Regions from separate parts of the Homo sapiens genome. Here region 1 is linked to region 2. Evidence: chromatin loops called from intact Hi-C (ENCODE). Cell type or tissue: PC-9. All regions are shown on one strand.

What was found. Peaks named below come from ENCODE experiments on the same cell type or tissue, not always from the same donor. Only the 100,000 strongest peaks of a DNase experiment are listed, where the experiment ranks them.
Region 1: a loop joins it to region 2, with 12 times the contacts of the local background. A loop is called at or near these places in 13 of 110 quality-filtered maps.

What each region holds. Positions count from the first base shown.
Region 1 is chr10:70,114,933-70,117,432 of GRCh38, forward strand. It overlaps AIFM2 (AIF family member 2), which reads right to left. Exons shown (of 9, transcript NM_032797.6): 7 at 1,690-1,842; 8 at 1-188. Among named protein-coding and RNA genes, the nearest start is that of AIFM2, 17 kb to the right of the region's middle. In PC-9, CTCF peaks have their summits at 1,461 (motif pointing right) and 1,661; no DNase peak of the experiment used is centred here.
Region 2 is chr10:70,363,216-70,365,715 of GRCh38, forward strand. The region is part of intron 2 of LRRC20 (leucine rich repeat containing 20); the gene reads right to left. Among named protein-coding and RNA genes, the nearest start is that of LRRC20, 18 kb to the right of the region's middle. In PC-9, CTCF peaks have their summits at 1,468 (motif pointing left) and 1,675; a DNase peak (open chromatin) is centred at 1,356; H3K4me3 peaks cover 470 bases; H3K27ac peaks cover 1,269 bases.

The DNA.
Region 1 (2,500 bases), 250 kb before region 2:
CTGGAGAGGCCGCTGCTTCACAGAGTTGACGATGTTGGCCACGGCGATGTTGGCGTGGAGGCCGGCAAGATAGGCCATCTTGGGCGTCCTCACGTCGGCACAGTCACCAATGGCGTAGACGTTGCTGTGGCCCTCCACCTGGAGGTGCTCGTTCACTCTCAGAGCACCACTGCTGGCTAGTCTGCTCTCTGCCAGAAGAAATGACACCGAAACCAAGACACTGAGCTGCTGTGTTAAGTGGCCACCAGGAGGAGGAGAGGGCGAGCTCTAGACACTGGTCAATAGGTGCTGGTCAGGTCACCCTCCTGAGGCATGACCACCCCCTGGAGGTGCCTGCTCTAGAGGCCACCCTCCCACCTAATGTATTCCCCCCTGAAGTCTCTACCTCACAACTCTTCCTGCAGAGGCAAGGTTGCTGATGCCAGAGTGGAAATGGGTCAAAATACCAACAAGCCTCCTTTTAGAAATGTACATAACTCTCAACAAGTTACAATGATCAGCTGAGTCTTGAATTGACTTTTGAATGTAAGTGAGATTTTAAAAATAAATGCAGGCCAGGTGTGGTGGCTCATGCCTGTAATCCCAACTCTTTGGGAGGCCGAGGCGGCCAGATCACTTGAGGCCAGGAGCTCAAGACCAGTCTGACCAATATGGTGAAACCCATCTCTACTAAAAATAGAAAAATTAGCCGGGCTTAGTGGCATACAGCCGTAATCCCAGCTATTCGGGAGGCTGAGGCACAAGAGTCGCTTGAACCCAGGAGGTGGAGGTTGCAGTGAGCCAAGATCACGCCACTGCACTCCAGCCTGGATGACAGAGCAAGACTCTGTCTCAAAAAATAAAAATAAAAAACAAAACTGAAGCATTAAAAATAAATGCAGAGCTTTAATAAATGGCAAACTGCTTTTTTAAAGGGACTTTTAAAAACTTGTATTTGAAAATACAACATTAGGACAATTTGGTATTAAATTCTGGGATCTCTGTCCATTATAAGCCCTCAATCCCACTGCTACACACAGCCTGGACTGGCTTCCTTTTCCTGGGATTGGATCATTACTTCCTGCTGGACACAAGGCAGGAGCTCCTTGTCAGGGAAGGGCATTTGGGAGTAAATGACAGGGAATTGAGGACACAAAGCAACCACCAGGCCTGGCCACTGAGTCTCCTGCTCACAAATGGAGGCTTAAACACACATCAGTCCACCTCTGCCACCTCCAGCCAGCTAAATACGCAAATACTGAGCTTTAAGAAACGAGGCCATGTTACCAACCCCACTCCCCAGTCAATCCAAGCTCAAGAGACCAAATGTTTTGATCTGGGTTTGGGGGCGGCAGCACGCCTGCCAAGAGAGGAAGGCCTGACCCTGAATTTCCTCTGTCCTCAGGTGAGGGGGAAAGAAACACCACCAACCTTTGTCATCTCTCTGACGCCTGTTCCCATCTCTTACCACTAGGGGGCGGCCCTAATTTCAGAAGATTCTGGTCACCTTGGCCACCTGGGGCCGAGCCATGGTCACAGCTGAGGAGAGCTCAGCAAGGGTGGACCCTCACTGAATTTAAAGTCTGAGCTGTTGGGAAGAAAGGGGGAAGGCAGCAAGGTGTGGACTCCTGGGGGCAAGCACTGCAGGGCATTCAGAGGGTACTGGAGAGCAAGGAGGCACAGGGGAAGCCCGGCTGGGCACCTGCTCACCAAACGCTTTGCGGTAGGCGGAGCTGTTGATCTTGATGCCGGTGCAGAGAATCACCAGGTTGGTGGCCACCTCTGTGCCTTTGTCCGTCTGCACTTTGATGTACTCTCGATACTCATTGAGAGGCAGCTCCTCCAGATTGCTCACCCGCTCACCTAGAAGGGGGTTCATGACCAGGAGGCTGGTGGGGACAGGGACCCCATCAAGCCTGGACCCCAGGCCAAGGCTAACCCTGGGGAGGGCCTGGACCTCTGGGGCCCAACTGGGCAATGGCTGCACCCTGTCTTCCCACCATGCCCCTCCCTCAGTCCACTCTATGCCCCACAAAGCTGATCTGGACATCTGGCCCCGAGGGGTCCCTCTGGAGAAAAGTTCCAAGAAGCCCCTGGAGGGAAGCGAGGCTGTTTCCCAAGAAGTTCTCAGAAAAGCTGTTTAATGGAAGATCTCAGACGCGCCTCTTATGAGTGCCAGCCGTGCCATCCTAACTAGGCAGGACGAGCGCTCCAAGTGCACCACGACAAAGGGGAAAGCCAGAGAAAGAGAAGCCAGCTCGCTACACTCACTGCCTAAAGTGACAGTGACGGCAGCACTCCACAGCCAGTTACCAAAAGGAGGCTGAGGCAGCCATGCGGGCCCTTCACAGGACAGGTGCCTCACCCTCCCGCAAACAGTGAGGGGGCTGGGGCCCCATGCAGTGAAGTGTAGGGGCCACAGCGCTGGAAGAGAACCTCACTTTCCAGCATTTGCTGGGTGGGTCTCGTCCCCTGCTCTACAAGAAGGCCACACTCCTCACCACTCTCAAAACATAAACCA
Region 2 (2,500 bases):
ACTGCACTCCAGCCTGGGCAAAGGGAGGGAAGGGTGGAGGGGAGGGAAGGGGAGGGGAGGGGAGAAGAAACCCCAGAACATTCTCTCAAGGAAGGAAGGAAGGAAAAAGAGAGAGGAAGGGAGGAAGGAAGAAACCCCAGAAAAGTCTCTCCCTGGCCCCCCACCCACGGAGGACATGGTGAGAAACATCTGTTAATGAACCAGGAAGCAGACCTGCACCAAACACTGAGCCTGCCAGTGCCTTGATCTTGGACTTCCCAGCCTCCAGAATTGTGAGAAATAAATCTCTGCTGTTCATATTTTGCTATGGAAGCCTGAATGAACTAAGGCATCTTGCCTCAAGTGGGTAGAGGCTAGGATGTTGCTAAACATCTTACCAAGCACAGGACAGCTCCCCAGAACAAAGAATTATCCAGCTCAAAAACCAAAGGTGTCAAGACAGAGAAGTGCCCACCCAGGGATACAAAGCCTTCCTTTCAAATAGGTGCAGAGCCCTCAAGGGAAGAAAGCCCTCCCCAGGGGGCACAGGAGAAGAGGGAGAAGGGTCTTTCTTAGCCTCCCAGGAGCCCCAATCCAGACAGAGCAAGTCTAGAGGTGGCATGCTAGGCAGAAGGCTCCAAGTCAACCCCCAACACAGCACACCACAGAGGAGGCAGAGTTGGGAAAGGTCTGTCTCCTTACAGAGGAGCTCAGTCCCCCTGGGAGAGCAGCACAGACCCTGCAGTGGGGACCTCCAGCCCCCTCTCCTCCCTGGTAAACTCCCACCTGCTTCCTGCGAGAGGCAGAGAGCCAAGGATGGCAGATCTGAGGCCTCAGCCCTTGTGGCAAACAAAGCCAGGCAGCCCCAGCCATCTGGGAGCTGCTGTGTGAGAACGCAGTCCCTCCCCCATGCTCTCAGAGCTGGACTGTGCCAGGCTGACCCTCAGGACTCGCCAGGCCAGGAAACATCACAGCAAAACACACTCCCCTCACCCCTACCAGATGCCGGCCTCAGCTCTGGGCCAGGAACTACAGGCCAACAAGCCCTGGTGAGGGCCAAGATCACCACCCCACCAGGCCAGAAAAGCAGCTCCCACTCCAGTCCCTGGCAGCCCCCTTTCAGTGTAAGAGTGTGCTAGAGCGATGTCTGCCTCCCCTCCAGACTGGGCACTCCCGGGCACATGCATTGCCCTCCAGGCAGGGCACACACAGCAGCTGCTCAAAGTGTGTTTTTTGAAAGAGGAGCCAGTGGCAATTTCTGAACGAAGAAAATGTTGTGATTCAGTGGGTATCTATTAAGTGTTTCCTGAGTACTCTTGTTCAGAAAAGGGGTTGCAACATCAGGTCCCTGCAGGGGTTGGACAGGAACATAAACACAAGAAGGGAGTGGAAGCCTTGGTCAGAACACCCAGCAACAGCTCACCCAGCAACAGCCTGGCCAGGTCCCTGGGCTCGGCTTCCGGTCCTTGGCTTGGCCTGTGACAGGGCGCCATCTGCTGGCTAGTACAGAAAGAAGCAAGCGCTCAGCCAAAGCGCAGGTGGGCCCGGGAGGGACGAAAGGTGGACACACCCCTCGCGCTAGCCTTGGTCTCCCTGTTTGATTCCACAGCTCCCAGCCTAGCTGCTCAGGTCCCTCCCCAGGAGCACATCACATCCATGTCCGTATTTATTCATCATCTCCCACATGCACATCCAGAACCCTGCCAGGCAATGCCCCTGCCCCACCCCGCAGCAGCCATCAGGACAGGAAGCTCCAAATTGCAAACAGTAAGCCAGTGATTCTCAAAATTCAAGGCAAAGAAGAATCAGACACAGTTCATGTTAAAATTCAGATCACCAGGTCCTCTCTGAGATTCAACTTTTTTTTTTTTTTTTTTTTTTTTGAGATGAAGTCTTGCTCTGCCGCCCAGGCTGGAGTGCAGTGGCACCATCTCAGCTCACTGCAACCTCCGCCTCCCAGGTTCAAGAGATTCTCCTGCCTCCGCCTCCCGAGTAGCTGGGATTACAGGCGTGTGCCACCAAGCCCAGCTAATTTTTGTATTTTTAGCAGAGACGGGGTTTCACCATGTTGGTCAGGCTGGTCTCGGACTCCTGACCTCGTGATCCACCCACCTCGGCCTCCCAAAGTTCTGGGATTACAGGCGCGAGCCACCGCGCCCGGCGAGATTCAACTTTTAAAGCTCTAGAATAGGGTCCGTGGATCTGCATGCTTAACCAATAACCAAATGATCCTGATAGGAGAAAATCTTCTTGACCTTGGGTTAGGCAAAGACTTCTCACATACAATACCAAAAGTATCATGTATAAAAGATAAAACGATAAATTAAATTTCATCAAAATTAAAAATGTGAGCCAGGCAGGTGGCATGCACTTGTAGTTCCAGCTACTCTGGAAGCTGAAATAGGAGGATCTCTTGAGCCCAGGAGTTCCAGGCTACAGTGTGCAATGATTGTGCCTGTGAACAGCACTGCACTCCAGCCTGGGCAACATACCAAGACCCCACCTCGAAAAAACAAAACTA